2 separate regions of the Mus musculus genome follow, and region 1 is linked to region 2. The links are chromatin loops, found by intact Hi-C in ENCODE. Cell type or tissue: heart. All regions are shown on one strand. Each heading gives the region's core, and the rest is flanking DNA. Links, peaks and the distances in the headings are about the cores only.

Region 1 (8,326 bases), core at 132-8,131, 230 kb before region 2:
GTCACTGGGAAAAAATGATTACAGGAAATAAAAATAGTGCATGGTGGAATTTGCTTCCTGTGGGAAAACTAATGGCTTCTAAGGAAGATACAAGGAAGAAGTGGGCCTTAATGATGCCTTAAGCAAAATGCCAAGAAAAGGGATTTATGTTTTGTTGTTTAACACAGGGTCTCATGCATCCCAGGCAGGCTGTGAGCTCAGTGTGTAACTGAGGCAGATCTTGGCTGGGTCCTCCTTCCATTAACACTGAAGTGCTTGTATTACCAGGGTATGCACCATACCAGCTTCTATGGTGCTAGAGGGTCAGACTCAGGACTGTGCCGCTGGCAAGCACTCTGCCGACCCAAAGGGGATTGTTTTAGAACTGCTTTGTGCTGTTGGGGAAACTGCTTAAGAAATTCAGTTGGCCCTGTAAAAACTTCACTCCGAAGCTCTGTTATCTATGAAAAGGTTGGCTAGGAAGGACTGTATGGCTTATATTTTAGATACACAGTTAAACACTGAGTCATGGGTCCCCTATGCAGACCTTCCTTCCCCTATATCCAGGATCCCTGCATCCTTTCCTGGATCTGTTCCAGGGCTCTGGGTCTCTTTCTTTGAGTGAAGGGGACCCAATGGTAGTTGAGTCACAGGCTTGGGTTTCACGGGTTGGTGTGCTACAGCCGTGGAGATTTCAAACGCTTGGCAGATCCAGGGGCCTCTTGGGTATCCCTTGAGACAGGGATCAGTGGTGGTAGCTGTGGCACTGGTGGCAGGGATGGTGGCCGTGCCGTCGTGGTGTTGGTGGCAGAGTGTAGAGTGGTGGCAGAGGTGATACTGGTGCGGGGGCTCAAGGCTGGAAATGAAGCAGGAAAGACCCATGCTGTGCGCCTACATCTGGAAGCAGCTGGCCTCATGGGGTTCTCCCCTCATGGGGTTCTCTCTCCCCTCATGGAGTTCTCCCCTCATGGGGTTCTCCCTTTATGGAGTTCTCCCTGCCAGGGAGCAGAAGCTGGAGACTGGAGGTGTATTGTAAGCCACGGCAGGACTGGCCACTGCACCTCTGGTTCCGCTCCTAAACATTTCCTCAAGGGTGACTGAGACACAGAAGTCCAAGATGGGTGCTAGAGTACAGAGGCACCTTGGGGAGGGGCTGTCAGGATTTGGGCACAGGCGTCTGGGCTAAGCCTCAACTACTCTGCCTTTGACAAGAAAAACAGCACCACCCTGCTGAACCAGAAGGATAAGAACCAGAAGAGGGGCGGTCGTGGCGGTCTTGGCGCACGCCTTTAATCCCAGCACTTGGGAGGCAGAGGCAGGCAGATTTCTGAGTTCAAGGCCAGCCTGGTCTACAAAGTGAGTTCCAGAACAGCCAGGGCTACACAGAGAAACCCTGTCTTGAACCTCCCACCCCCACCACCACCAAAAAAAACAAAAAAAAGCCAGAAGAGAGACAGTAGGAAGTGGTGCTCTGTGAACATTAAGGTGCTTCTAGAGGGCCAGAGCTGTGAACCAAGAAGCTCAAGGACTAAGTCCTCTCAGACTGACCCCTGGCAGCCCTGGCCAAGAAGCTCAGAACTAGAAGTGACTTCATTTGCCCCACCTCTGCAGCCAAGGTGACCTCTGGGGACAGGCACCTGCCAAGAAACTCAGAACAACTGGAGGCCCCATAACTTCCCCTCCCGCTCCACCCCCTCCTCCCAGCCAGCCAGAAGGTGGCTACCAAGATGTGGGCAAAGCGGACATAAAGGTAAAGGGAAGTGGGGGTCATGAGTGGAGTAAGGTCTGGGATATCAGTGAAAGGGATGGGGAAGGACCAGGAGAAACTGGAGGTCTGCCAGAGTGCCAGGTGGGTCAGGTACTCACGTGGATAGCCCGGAGCAAGTAAGGATCCTGGGCGCACACGATCAGTCAGGTTTGGAATGGTGTAATATGAAACTTTCACAGCTGAGAAGGAAAGATCTAAATAGCTGGAGCCCCGTCCAAAGTTCTGGCTCCTACATCAAGCCAGACTTTTCATCCTGGGGGTTTCCAAGCAAGGTGAAGCCTTTGAGCTTGTCCCAGTCCAAGTTCTGCTATATAATCTGTTTCTTATATACCATCCACTGAGAGAAAAGCCCCTTGCTCACTCCCTGTAGAAGGTCTTCAGTGATGGAGGAGGCATTAAGTATCTCCCCACTGGTCCACTTTTCTCCTGAGACTGCCTCACCCAAGCAGACCTCCCTTGTTCTTTTGTGAAATGCCTCACCTGGTTGCTATGGGCAAGTATTCTGGAGGGGTTGGCACAGAGGTGGGGCTCATCGAACATTAGCTATACTGCTTTCAGATCTGCAATGTGGTTGCTGAGCAGTCAATTTCTGCCAGGGCAAAAGACCTGGGAGATGCTGTTCTACCTCCTTGGAAATAGGGTAGGGCCTGTGAGTGCATTACATCGCGGGCTCCTAAAAGGTACATTCTGTGGAGCTTACAGAAGTGACTTTATTACAAAAGATCTTTGCAGGTGTTATTTCAGATCTTGAAATAGGATAACTCTAGGTTACACTAAACCTGAAGTTCAGTGACAAATGTCCTCATGGAAGTCAGAAGAGAGGAAAGCAGTGGCTGCTGGAGTGACCTGGCCCTGGCTGGGACAGAGGAGACTAGCACCTCTGAGGGGAGCACAACTGCCTGCGCTGTGTCTTAGGATCTCAGTCTTCAGAGCTGGAAAAACTGTCCTGCGATTTTGGGCCCTGGGCTGTGGTGGTTAGCTCTGGCAGCTGCCATGGGGTGTATTCTCAGTCTGCCATAGCAGTACAGCCAAATCTTACCTCCTCTGCATGTCTGGACTCAGTGCTCTGGTCCATGGGCAGCCCATGGGGCTACTATGGGTTAGATGCCCTAAGGATCCCATGTCATTCCTGGTATAAGAGCTGCTTTAGACATCCCCTTCCCAGAGGAAAACATCTCCAGGGTGTGCAGAGAAGCTCCGTTTTTGTATTACTTTATTATACAACCAGTGGTGAAATCAATAATTTCCAGGTCTTAGACTCCAGGGTAACCATAGCAACCAATTCAAAGTGCAAAAAGGTTGGGGTCTCTTACCGGTCTGACCCTTGGCCTCCTGGGTCTAGCCCTGTTCACAGTTCTTTACCCTTACCCTAGTGTTTATGCTCCAAGAAGATTCAGCTCTTCCTACCCATCCCACCACAGGACCTTTGAACCTACTATTCCCCCAACCTGGACCACATCCCTCCCTCTCTGCCCCTTCACCAACTAACTCCTGTTCCTTTTTCGAAGGTGTTCAAGGAGCTGTCTAGTTGATCTCTGTGGACCAGCTTTGCCTGGCACAGCTCTCATTACCAGCCCAGCATCCCCACCCCCTCCGCCAGTCTTTACCAGTGTCCAGCCAAGGGCAAGACCAGCCCTGAGTCCACCAGCAACCCCTTGTTCTGACCAGCACAGTCAAGTCCCACAGCGGGAATCCCAGGAAACACCAGTGCTTACCTGCAATGTCCTTCTCCCCAGTCCGAGTCCCAAACTGGCTGCTCATTCGGCCTTTGTACAGAACTCCATCTACCCCCAAGATGTCCACCTCAGCCTGTGGGATGGCCCAGGTCCCAAATCAGGGTCTCCATTGCCATCCCCTTTCCTTGATGCACACAAATGCCCAGAGCCAGAGCACAGCTTCCTCAAGGTACCCAAAGATCAGAGTTTCATCTCACATCTGGGACTGGGTATGCTGGAGTCCAGCCTCTGGGAGGGGAACACAGCCAGACTCACAGTGTCATAGTTCATCAGCTCAGGGTCCCCATAAGGATAGAGTGTTGACAGGTCATGTGACTTGTGCTTCAAGGTGTTCTCATTTCGGGGCCCATCACCCCAGTCCTTCTGGAAGCCCTGACCCTCCTCATGGACTCCAAAGTTCTGGAAATGCAGATGCTGCTGTTGTTCCCTGGACAGGGCAGAAGATCAGCAGCCACATGGAGACCCCCCTCTACCACCGAGGAGACCTGCACAGGGCTCTGGATAGTATCAAGGAAGATGGGCAGAATGGCAGGCAGGCCTGGGGGGTGGTGAACCAGTACAGACATGGACAGTTCTGGGAGAGATAATCCATACTCCCTTCCCTGAACCAAGCACAGCTGGAGGCCTGCTCTGGCCTTGCCATGCACATGCACGCTCTGACCTGGCCTCCAGCCGTCAGGCACAGTGTGCGAGCCAGCATAGGTGGTCTCCTTCCTAACGCTGGTGCTGACTACCACTTAGTTGTTCACTCCACCGCCCCGGCCTCACCCCTGGCCAGAAGCTCACAACGGCCCTGGAAGCTCACATAGGCCATGGAAGGACCCCTGCCACCCAAGGATGAAGGAGATGGCATCTAGCTAGGCTAAGTGAGAAAAGCGATAGCAGGTAAGACTCCCCAGCCACTCACTGGCTGTGGTCTTGGGAAGGTCATATAGTCTGAGTCTCAGTCTCTTCAACTGTGAAGTGGGATGATAATAGAAGGTACTTTCCCAGGAAGCCCTGTGACCCAACAAAGTTTCAGCAAGGGCTCCCAGAGGCTCCTCCAATTATTCACCCACAGGAAACAAGCATGGTAACCCTGGATTCCAGGGCTCATAAGACTTAAGGAGAAGCCCTCCTATTTGCAAACGCCCTGTGCGTGCCAGAAAAACACTATCACTGAGCTATGACTCCAGCCCTTTCGTTTTTACTTTGAGGCAGGTTTTGCTCTGAAGCCTATGAAGCCCTTATGATACGTTTGCCTCCATCTTGTGAGTAGCTAGCACAGTATGCCTCTGCGACAGGGCCCAGTTAAGTTCCAGGTCACAGTAGATGCCAACACAAATGTTGGTTCCTCTCTCCCACTGCCCTATCAGCCACACCACAACCTCCCAGACGGGCATCCTGGGCCCTCATTGGTGCCTGCATTGAAGGAAAGTTTCTCCAGAGAGTGGGGTGGACATAACCCTCACCTTATCAGCTGCCGCTGCAGATACTCATAGCTGTTGGCACTGGCTGGCCTTATTCGGGACAGCCCATGGGTGTTGCGGATGGTGATCAGCTGTCTGCAGAGGCAGAGCAAACCAGAGCTGTGAGAGGTGCCCATGGCCAGCAGAGGGCCCCAGGCTCCTAGGCCTGGAGAGAGGAAGTGGAGTCCTCCCCTCCCAAACTGGATGTCTGCAGCTCACAGCCCACAAACAAAACCTGCAGGACTTCTGACAACTCGGGGAAGATAGAAACACCATTCTGGATAGAAAGTCAAAACCAAGCGAGGGGTGGTGGTGCACCTGTACAATCTCAGCACTTGGGAGACTGAGGCAGGAAGGTAGCAAGTTCAAAGTTAGCCTAAACTATTAGTACAAACTGAGTTCAAGGTTAAGGCTATCTTTGGCTATATAGAAAGGCCTTGTCTCCAGTAATAAGTCAGTAAGTAAATAGAGTTGAAAACCAAAGGAAGGGGCTCCTAGAGATGTGTTGCAGGTAGGTGTTTGCCAGGAGCTATGGGTACGTAGAGGGGAGGCACTACTCGGAAGGGGTGTGGTGAAAGGCACAGGTGTGCAAGAGCATGGCAGCTGTACGTCATGGACGCATAACTGTGGCACCTTCCTTCAGATGGCTAAGGTTGTATCCTGTGTATTTTGCCTCCAAAAGGAAACAAGGAAACTCAGAACAGCCTTCCAAGGAGCTGGGCCCGTTCCACCTCTCTGTCTGAGCTGCGTGGTTAAACACATGCAGAGGTGTCCTCACATATAGATGGAAAGCCGCGATGGTGCATGCTCACAGAGAAGTGTCCTCACATAGATGGAAAGCCGTGATGGTGCATGCTCAGAGAGGTGTCCTTACATAGATGGAAAGCCGCGATGGTGCATGCTCACAGAGAAGTGTCCTCACATATAGATGGAAAGCCGCGATGGTGCATGCTCAGAGAGAGGTGTCCTCACATATAGATGGAAAGCCGCGATGGTGCATGCTCAGAGAGAGGTGTCCTCACATATAGATGGAAAGCCGTGATGGTGCATGCTCAGAGAGGTGTCCTTACATAGATGGAAAGCCGCGATGGTGCATGCTCACAGAGAGGTGTCCTTACATATAGATGGAAAGCTGCGATGGTGCATGCTCAGAGAGAAGTGTCCTCACATATAGATGGAAAGCCGCGATGGTGCATGCTCACAGAGACATTGGTTAGCATTTTATAAAACACAGGAAGGCACCAAGGAACAAGCCTCGTGACCAGGGTTAGACCTGGACATTCATATCCTTCCAATATTTCTCCATGTTTATATAATTTCCCTTAGTCTCTGGAACAAAGCACTGACAGCGTTAAAGGTGAGAGGACAGACCTCCCCCATCTAGGGAACCACAGAGGTGGAACAGGCGGTGGTGGCTATAGAATGGTGTAGACGGATGGGTATATACATGGGCAGGTGTGTACATTTGCATATGGGACAGCTTTATGTGCTTGAGGCCTGCAGGCCGGTGTCAGGGTGTTTACAGGTGACTACAGTAGAAAAGCACACCCGGGACCTGCACTGTATGCTGGACCCTGCAAACCTGGAAGGTGCCCTCTGGCGGCAGTACTCACGGGCCAGTCATCATCTCTACGGGCCTGTCGCAGGAGATGCACTTTACCCTCTCGAACAATTTCCTGGAGGACAAGGAGGTCAGTGGCCAGGGGTTAACAGGGCCCTGGGCAGGGAGTGAGGTGAGCTTAAAGTCCCTTAATCCCCTTTGTCTGTGCCTGTGGCCCCGGGACAGAGCGCTTTGGTTTCCCATCAGACTGGCATATCACATCTATTTTTTTAAAAATGCCCTTGGCGGAGGGAGGTATGTGTAACCCGATGGCAAGCCTGCCTGCCTGGGGACAGGAATCACTGGGCCTCATTGTCCAGATAGGTCTGCCAATTGTGTAGGCTTGTCCTGGTTCCCTTCCCCTCTCTGAGCCTCAGTTTCCTCATCTGAAGAGAAGGCTAGAAGCGCTGTGCTCCATCCCTCCCTCCCTGCCCCCATCCCCATGTCTGAGATCTAGAATTCTAGGCTTTCCTCTGTTGGCAGCAGCATCAGCGGTACCACCCTCAGTGAACTCACTTCTTAAAGCCTGCAGCGCTGTCAGGGTCGAATCGGAGACCTTCTAGCAGAAGCTTCCGGACCACCTTCCAGACCTCTTCTATGTCCTTCTTTAGGCTATTCAGATCGCTCTGGACTAGCTGCCAATCACAGGGAAGACAGAAGTACAGCCAGTGAGCTCACCTGAACAGCCTGCGAAGTCATACACAGAATAAGAGAAAGACATCAAGGGGCTCATGGCTTTGTGGGTGCTCTTGGCACAGGGAAGTTGCAAGGTGAGATTTCCAGTGGCCATTGCAAGAAATGACATCAGTTCCTGCCTCCAAACCCACTGTTCTGCTCAATTGCAGGGTTGGAGGCTGGAAAACTATTTCTCCAGTGAACACCATGCCCTGACTTTAACACATCTGATAAATATTTATGGAAAGTTTGCATGTAAAGTGGACAGTTCCTTTAATGTTACGCGCGCTCAACAGGCCAGGAAGAACGACGCTGCTACAGGATCCTTCTGCACACATTTATTCAGTCCTGTTTCTTCTTTCTCCATATATCTCCCTTGTTTATATCTCCCTTGTTTATATATCTCCCTTGTTTTTATATCTCCCTTGTTTTTATATCTCCCTTGTTTTTATATCTCCCCCGAACCCTGGGCCTCTCACTCTTTTATACTCTCTCTCAGTTCCCATCCACGCACAGCAGGCCACGCCACCTCACCAGGCACACAGCTTCAGCTAATCAGGGCAGCAGGGGCAAATCTCCACCAAATTGGATTCACCTGTATCCTGGTACACCTGTGCAGCACTCAAGATGTTTGTGTCTTATATGAGGAAGTCAGGTGCAAGTCATATGACTTAGCTGCAGTCCCTGGCGCCTTTGGGACTGCCGCCACACCCGCTCCCCACAATTCCCCCTTTTTTCTTTTTTGGCAGAGAGAATGTCTGTAGATAGCCCCCCGTAGTCATGCCCCTTACCCGTCCTTGGGTGACAAACAGCATTGGTTTGATCCCTGTCTTAGGTTGGTGACATGCCCAGGGAGTCTTATCACTGACTACCTCTCTATTATGCCAAGCCACTCCTGGGGAGATTGTGTTTTGCTTGCGGCAGGTGCATCAAAAGGCCAGGATGTTGATAATCTATGGCCAGATCTTAATTGCTGCAAGCAAGCCTCATGGGTGAAGGTAGAGGTCTGATCCCCAGTGTGCAAGCATAGGGGCCCTACACAAAACCATCCCTTAGGCTCATCACCCAGAGAGGTCTTGGCCAGCTCCCGTGTCGTTTTTCCTGGGGGAAGGGAACTAGG
Region 2 (8,326 bases), core at 125-8,124:
GCTTGCAGGCTGTAGAGAAACGTGGGCAAGCTTCTTAGACTAGCTGTGCATGGCAACCCCACCCGCAGTAGCCTAGCTGGGCCCACTCCAGACTCCTTCCAATGACAAGGGCAGTGGGTGGCCATGACTAGGTACAGGATGCACAGGCACAGCTTTCTCACACTTGCTTGTGTCCCCACTGCCCACCAGGCCCCAGTTCTAAATTTCGCCACACTCAGGGCAGCCTCCTCCACCGCGACAGTCACATCACCAACCTTAAGGGACTCAACCTCACAACACCTGGTGAGAGTGATGGCTTCTGCGCTAACCGGCTGCGTGTGGCTGTTCCCCTGCTCAGCAGTGGTGGGCAGGTAGCTGTGCTTGAGGTAAGGGCCCTGCCCCTTCAGGGTTACCCTGACTCAGGTCCCTGTAGTGGGCAAGAATAGGACACTAAGGTCTACCCCGAGTCACTGAGCACAGACCATGCATGCATTAGGCAGCTGTCTGGCATAACCCTGACCACCCCTGCAGCCTCGTGTGGTAGGCTCCTTACCCCGTCTTTCTTTTTTATTTATTTATTTATTTATTATATGTAAGTACACTGTAGCTATCTTCAGACACTCCAGAAGAGGGCGTCAGATCTCATTACAGATGGTTGTGAGCCACCATGTGGTTGCTGGGATTTGAACTCTGGACCTTCAGAAGAGCAGTCGGGTGCTCTTAACCACTAAGCCATCTCGCCAGCCCTACCCCGTCTTTCAAATGAGAGTGAAGATCAGAGAGGTGTAGTGACCTGACCCTGTCATGCAGCTTCGTAAGTGGAGCAGGGTTCAAACCCAAGCAACCTGAGCTCCAAGCTGGACTCCTCTCACCAGTCCACCTGACTCCTCCCACCAGTCCCACCTGGCTCCTCCCACCAGTCCATGTTGCTATGCCCTCACTTTCTGGGGCCTCACAGTTGGCACTTGGGACTTAGCACAAGTTGGCCAAGGCAGAGAGCTTGGGCCACCCAGTAGTAAGGCTGTCTGTTTAAGGAGGTGGGTCCCAGGCGCCTGTTTTCCTGGGACTGGCTCTTGTGCTTGGCTCTGATATGCCTTGGGATGGGGGTTTCTCCTACAGCTGCAGAAGCCAGGCCGCCTGCCTGACACAGCATTGCCTACACTTCAGAATGGGACAGCTGTAATGGATCTGGTCTGGGATCCCTTTGACCCACACCGGCTTGCTGTGGGTAAGGAGCCTGGGTGCCCAGGACTGAGAGAAGGCTCCAGTCCCTGAGTGGGCAGGGAAGCCAGGTATGTCTGGCCCTTCAGTGAAGATACACTCCTCTCTCCATAGCTGGGGAGGATGCCCGGATCCGACTATGGCGGGTGCCCCCTGGTGGCCTCGAGAATGTTCTCACCACACCTGAGACTGTGCTCACAGGTTAGAGGGACCTGTGATAGAGGGATAGACAGAGCCAGTTGGGGCAGTGGCTTCTCAAGGACTCAACATCACTTCCTGGTCCTCTCCAGGCCACACAGAAAAGATCTACTCTCTGCGCTTCCACCCCCTGGCTGCCGATGTACTGGCTTCCAGTTCCTATGATCTAACCGTTCGCATCTGGGACCTTCAGACTGGAGCTGAGCGGCTGAAACTGCAGGGCCATCAGGACCAGGTAGGACAGCTGCAGAGACGGGCCCAGAAATGAGAAGAGAGGCTCCCTCTTACTCCCTTGTCTGTCCCCAGATTTTTAGCTTGGCCTGGAGTCCAGATGGAAAGCAACTGGCCACCGTATGCAAGGATGGGCATGTGCGGGTCTATGAACCCCGCAGCAGCCCTTTACCCCTACAGGTAAGCATGCTTGATCTGGGACAGAGACAAAGTTAGGGTCTACAGCCCTTTGAACATCCCTGCAGGTGCACATGCATGGGCTGGGGGTGGGGGAATTTCAAGGTCTTACTGTCCCTGAGCAGCTTTATAGAACTGGGGGAAGGGCACAGGGTCTATGAATGAGCCTTGGGGCAGCTCTGCATCCCCATAGGTGAGCACCTTTGGGCTAAAGGTAAAAGGTCTCTTTTACTGATTTGAGGGGGCTTTGACTGAGTTTCATGTGATGGACCTCAACAGGAAGGCCCAGGACCTGAAGGTGGCCGCGGAGCCCGCATTGTCTGGGTGTGTGATGGTGGTTGCCTGCTGGTTTCTGGCTTTGACAGGTGAGGACTTAGGGACTACCATTCCCTGGCTCCATCAGCTATCTTGGTTCCTTTTTCCCAAAGTCACAGCTTGCAAAAACTTGCCACAGCTATGTGTGATGGTGTGTACCTTTAATTCCCAGCACAAGTGGATTTCTGTGAGTTTGAGGACTACATAAGATGTTTAGGGACATCCAGGACTACATAGTAGAGAGACCCTGTCTCAAAATAAAACAAAAAACTGGTCCCACCCATGATGGGTGATTAAATGGAAGAATGGATAAATGAGGTTGGTGTGTGTGTGTGTGTGTGTGTGTGTGTGTGTGTGTGTACATTCAATGGATCAGTGGATTATCGAGTGATGGGTAGATAAATTGGTAAATGATTAGACAGATGAATAGGTAGGCAATTGGTTGGGTGGGAGGAAGTATTGGAGAAGAAATATGTCATAACGGGATTCAGAGGGTAAGGTCAGGCCCAGGAACCCTTGCCTGATGGAGACCAGGTAGAACACAGGGAAGAGAACCCACAGGAGAGGCCTGAGGGGTGGGCCTCGGGTACTTTGCATGATGGATTGGGGAGGGCATCCCAAGGAAGGTATCATATGATCTGGGTCATCCAAGCCTGAGGAGAAAGGCTGAACTGCAGGGGAGACGTCCAGCCTTGCTGGAGCTGAGGGTGCAACACAGACCATGAGGGAAGAAGGCCAGACAGGAGGCCGCAGTAGATCAGGCTAGTCACTGGGGCCAGGGTTGTATAGAGGACAAGACAAGTGGAGGCCAAACAGGAAGTTGGACACTGTTTCCCCCACCAGGCCACTTCTAAGGGCTAGACTCATCTCTCCTTTGATTACTGGCCCTTAGGCTATGCAGCCCAGAAAGGAGCAGGGTCTCTGTAGGAGTCTTTGCCCTACCTCAGGCCTCTTCAGCTCTAAGAATCTGCTCTACCCCTGACTCCTTGGCAGCCGGAGTGAACGCCAGCTACAGTTGTACATAGCTGACGCCCTGGCACAAGGCCCTTCAGCACTGCTGGGCCTCGATGTAGCTCCCTCGACCCTGCTTCCCAGCTATGACCCTGACACAGGCCTGGTGCTTCTCACTGGCAAGGTTAGCTGGAATGGACTGGCTGGGGGTCGGGCAGGGTCTGATGAGGCTGGGTGCTTTCCTTTCATAGCCTCCCCTCTGTCCCCCAGGGTGATACCCGTGTGTTCCTGTATGAGGTGCTCCCGGAGGCCCCTTTCTTCCTGGAGTGCAACAGCTTCACATCACCTGACCCTCACAAGGTGATAATCACCCTCACCACTGAACCTCCTGTCCCTAAGCTGCACTGCAAGGTTTCCGTGCCCCCTCGTGGCCATGTGTGGAAGTGCAGGAGCCAATGGGGGTCAGGAGAGCCGAGGTCCTGTGCCCAGCAGCAGATAGAGCAGACTGTAGTAATCCAGGAGTTTGGAGAGCTGGCTTTATATTCAGCCACTACTACAAATTAAACCATATAAGGTTAAGTTAAATGAACCAGGCATGGTGGCACATACCCGTCATACCACTTCTCTGGAGGCCAAGGTAGGAGGATCATGAGTTGAGACCAACTTGGGTGCTATGGTGAAACTTTGTCTCAGTCAGTCAAACAGAAATCCAAGGAAACAGATTCTCTTTAGTTGCTTGCTTATCTTGATGTGGTGTGCATGTGTGTTAAACTCTCAGGGGACTGTCCCACAGTGGCATGTCCCTCCCACAGTAGCATACCCCTCACATCTCTTTTCAACTGCTTGAAGTAGGACTTGGTGGGACTTTTGTTCTCTGTAGAAATAGGCCAGTGCTACATATCTGGTCTTTTTCCCTTAAAAGCACTAGCTATTCCCATTGACAGCACACCAGTACTTTAGTTACTTAGTTACTTTCCTGTTGCTGCGGAGAGACACCATGGCCAAGGCAACTTTTATAAAAGAACACATTTAACTGTGGGCTTGCTCACTGATTCAGAGGTAGGTCGTGACCATCGTGGCAGGGAGACGGGCAGCAGGTGAGGAGGGAGAGCCAAGTGTGGAAAGGCATGGGTTTCTAAAACCTCTAAGCCCGTTCACAGTGGCAACCTCTTCCAACAAGGCAATGCCTCTTTAGCCTGTTTAGCTCCACTTTCTGAGAATCAGCCATTCAAATAGATGAGCCCATGGAAAGATTCTCATTCAGAGCACCACGGCTCCCTGAGGGCAGGCGTGTCTGGGCCTAAGGAATTCTGCTACTCCAGGAGGCCCCACCCAGGAGGATTGACTCTAGCTCCTGCTTCCTCACTCCCCCTAGGGTTTTGTCCTTCTGCCCAAGACTGAGTGTGACATTCAGGATGTGGAGTTTGCCCGATGCCTGCGGCTGCGCCAGACCTCCTTGGAGCCTGTTGCTTTCCGGCTGCCCCGGGTCAGAGTGAGTTTGGGTCAAGCACTCAAGCTCCTCTTTTAGTGGCTGGCCAGAGACCAAGGAATTTAAGTTCTTACCTGTTCTTGCACCCAAACCTCCCAGCTGTCTACTTTGGAGGGAATATCTGCCTTCGTATTCTACTGAAGTTCTGCAGAGCATGTGAATGCCAGCATGGGTGGGGCCAGGTCTCAGGCCTCTGTGTCCTGGGCTGCTGGTCAGTGTCTCAGGACAGCCCCTTCACCCTCTGCAGAAAGAATTCTTCCAGGATGATGTGTTCCCGGACACAGCTGTGACCTGGGAGCCAGCACTCAGTGCCAAAGCCTGGTTTGAGGGTGCTAATGGACAGCCCCGGCTACTGAGTTTGCAGCCCCCTGGCATGACCCCAGGTAGAGTAAGGAATAAAACGGGGAGACAGCAGGGGCGGGGAATCTGGACAGGGGTGGAAGGAGGAACAGGAGGCCCAAGTACAGTCCTTCGTTCCTGCTGCCACAGACCTCCTAAGGATGTTAGACATGTCTCCAGACCCAGTCTCTGAACCCCTGGAGAGCAAGTTCTGTGGCTTGTGTTTTATCCTAGCACATATGCATATGTACACACACATGCATGTGTTGTATACTTAACACATGCAGTATCCTTACATATACATATCCTGGTGCTATGGGCAGGCCTGGTGAACAGGGGCTTTAATAACTTGTTAATGCCACTTCTTTGATCTGTGCCAGCAAATTCCCTGAGGGTTGATTCTAAACAGCACCTTCTTTGATGCCTGTCCTTGCTTTACCCCAGTGAGCCAGGCCCCCCGTGAGGTCCCTGCCCGAAGAGCCCCATCTTCAGCACAATACTTGGAAGAGAAGTCTGACCAACAAAAGAAAGAAGAGGTGAACCTCGGGAGAGGGCTGCTATGTGGTACAGGCAGTGTCCCCCATGCGCTTAGTTATCTGCCAACTCAGGAGCCTCAATCCAGATGGCAGGAAGAACCACGTGTTACCCCTGTCTCCACACCAGACTCTGGGTAGGGAGTCACACCCAGGGCACAGGAAGCCAGGGAGGGCAGCAAGAGGCACACATGCTAGCCAGCCTTTACCTAACCAACATTAAAGATTGAAGACCTAAGCCCTTGGTCAGCCTGGTGTCCACTTGAGCCTTTGAGGCAATGCACAAGAGATGGCGGCTCCTCATGTCAGGTTCCACGTGCTACAGTCTCTTGTCTCTGACCCCTTTTTACTGTGTTTCACAATGAAAACCCAACAACTTAGTTCTAACTGAAAGGGCGCTTTTTAGCATTGTTGGGGTTAAAAATGGGGTTTTAAGTTCTTGAGGTCGGAGAGTCATTTCTTTCGGTCCCTCTCCTGTTCACTTTCGCAGCTGCTGAATGCCATGGTAGCAAAGCTGGGGAACCGAGAAGACCCACTGCCACAGGACTCCTTTGAAGGGGTGGATGAAGATGAGTGGGTGAGTGGCACTTGGCCCGGCTCCCTCAGCCAGCAGCACTGTCCTGGAGACAGTGTGCTGCATTCTTTCACCTCTCAGGCCTCTAACTCCTGCTTCCTGCCTCACCCCAGGACTAGCCTGCACGCGAGGCACGCCTAATCACAGCTGCCACTGCCACCTCCTACAACTACCTGCTGCCCTCCACACCTAAGATCTCTGCAACCTGGACAATGCTGCACTGGCCCTGGCACGCACATCCAGCTCAGAAGCCCTGGGTGTCACGCAAGCCTCAGGCACTTCCACAGCTGTGGGGCCTCCATGCAGCTGCAGAGACTGCCTGCTCCTTAACCCTCTGGAGCCAACTGTTTATCTTCAGCTGCCTGTTAGCATGTGACACCAGTGGGTGGGAGGTAGGTGTCAGTAGCATGTCTCTGGGCCAACTCGGGATGCCCTGTCTCTCCCAGTCTTTCTGCTGGTTTCCTCTAATATCTTCAGTTACTACAAGCCAAGCTGTCTTGCCTACTGCACCAGCCCCAGTCAAGGACACTGGGGGCTGGTCCCCCACCAAGCTGTTGGGAGCCGCTTTCTCCTTAGGGGCCTAGGACCATTTGTCCTGCTTCTCCTGGCTTGAGGAGAAAGGGTCTCATGGCGCTAACAGCCTCATTACAGTGGTGTGGACCCCATAACAAACAGCCTATATAGGATATGCTCTGGATGTTTCCAGCAATTAAACTTTTCTAAGCTGGCTGCCTCTTGTGCTGCTCCACTCCCTGGGAATATAGAAAGAAGGATACAGGGATATGAGTGAGCGAGCAAGATTTGGGTCTGTTCCTGTTCGTGCTGGTTTCACTTTGCTACACGTTCCTTGTAATATACAGGAAAGATGGCGCTCCGCTGACTGCAGCTCTGTTACACTAGGGAACCAGTGGTGCATAGGAAAGCAATGAGGAAACGGAAAAGGAGCTGACTTGGGCTCATGGCAGGGTCAGGGCCTGAGGGGGAGATGTTTCCGTTCCTAAAGTGAAAACTAAGATCTGCAGGACCCAATGGCAAGCAAATGGAAGGTCAGCACTGTACGCAGGGAAGGGAGAGTGTGGAGGTAGGTTGGGCACTGGTCTAGGTCAGAGGTTCTCAGGCTGTGGGTCACAAACCCTTTTGGGAGGTCAAGTGACCCTTTCACAGGTGGCTTAACATGTTAGAAAACACAGATATTTACATTACGGTCCATAATAGTAGCCACAAAAATAATTTTATAGTTGGGGGTCACCACAACATGAGGAACTATGTTAAAGGGTTAGGAGAGTTGAGAACCACTAGTCTAGAGGCATCTGACTTAAGGCCATTCACCAAACATACATGAGTACCCATGCCAGGCAGCCGTCCCGGTGCTTGATAGCTAGGAGTAAAGGCATAAATGTCCTGCTCACTGTGAGTGCCTACTCTAGTAGGAGACATAGCAATGATAATAAATGTTAAAAAAAAAAAGAAGAATTATGTCATAGAGCAGTGTCTCTCATCCTTCCTAATGCTGCAGCCCTTTGATACAGTTCCTCATGTTGTGAACCCCAATCATAAAAAATACTTTCATTGCTACTTCATAACTGTAGTTTTGGTACTGTTATATATCACAATGTAAATATTTCTGGAGGTAGAAATTTGCCAAAGGAGTTAAGATGCACAAATTGAGAACTAAGGGGAAAAAAGGAAGCATGAAATGATAATGGAGTCACAAGACCATGTGTTGTTCCGATTCTGAGTCTGTGGACTGTTGAGGAGAAACCCAGACACAAAGTACAGATGAGTAGATTTCAAAGTAGGGACGTGCGTGGCTGCTGGGCAAGAACTGGTCTGATCTGGATGTTGGTCATGGCAAAACTGAACTGTACACTCCAAAAGGTGGAACTGCTTGGTGTGTGAATTACGGCTGTCTTGATGGAACTGTCCCAACACACAGACACACAGACCAGAGAAGGTCTTGTGAGGACTTGACGAGAAGCCTTTGCAAACCAAGCAAAGAAGCTTGACTAGAGACCAAACCTGGCATAAAGATTCCAGAAGCAGCTGGGCAGTGGTGGCGCACGCCTTTTGATACCAGCACTCAGGAGGCAGAGACAGGCAGAATGCAATGAATTCAAGGCCAGCCTGGTCTACAGAGTGAGTTCCAGGACAGCCAGAGTTACACAGAGAAACCCTGTCTCAAAAAAAACAAAACAAACAAAAATCAGAAAAGAATAAACTAAGCATCTGATGTTTAAAGGACACCTCAGACCTTTGAAATCAGGACAGCGTGCTGGGCATGCCACTGTAGTAGGGGACTTGGTGGCCCTCACTGAGGAG

Evidence for each region. A loop is a pair of places that touch in the nucleus more often than their neighbours do. Peaks named below come from ENCODE experiments on the same cell type or tissue, not always from the same donor. Only the 100,000 strongest peaks of a DNase experiment are listed, where the experiment ranks them.
Region 1: it touches region 2 in a loop (3-fold over the local background); 3 of 42 quality-filtered maps call a loop at or near these places.

Annotation. Positions count from the first base shown.
Region 1 is chr16:4,859,804-4,868,129 of GRCm38, reverse strand. It overlaps 4930562C15Rik (RIKEN cDNA 4930562C15 gene), which reads right to left. Exons shown (of 16, transcript NM_030192.1): 10 at 7,048-7,166; 11 at 6,545-6,607; 12 at 4,935-5,027; 13 at 3,739-3,910; 14 at 3,463-3,556; 15 at 1,846-1,926; 16 at 439-835. The coding sequence ends at 657. Gm36513 (a long non-coding RNA gene) reads left to right here and starts at 7,143. Exons shown (of 2, transcript XR_003951939.1): 1 at 7,143-7,301. In heart, for the core only: CTCF peaks have their summits at 5,066 (motif pointing right) and 6,537 (motif pointing left); DNase peaks (open chromatin) are centred at 4,089, 5,049 and 6,533; H3K27ac peaks cover 202 bases.
Region 2 is chr16:4,625,294-4,633,619 of GRCm38, reverse strand. It overlaps Coro7 (coronin 7), which reads left to right. Exons shown (of 28, transcript NM_030205.4): 16 at 190-365; 17 at 1,099-1,207; 18 at 1,315-1,401; 19 at 1,491-1,633; 20 at 1,705-1,809; 21 at 2,086-2,171; 22 at 3,115-3,256; 23 at 3,343-3,432; 24 at 4,448-4,564; 25 at 4,809-4,944; 26 at 5,345-5,436; 27 at 5,924-6,010; 28 at 6,121-6,736. The coding sequence ends at 6,126. Among named protein-coding and RNA genes, the nearest start is that of Pam16, 4.5 kb to the right of the region's middle. In heart, for the core only: CTCF peaks have their summits at 1,372 (motif pointing left) and 3,518 (motif pointing left); a DNase peak (open chromatin) is centred at 3,489; H3K27ac peaks cover 2,195 bases.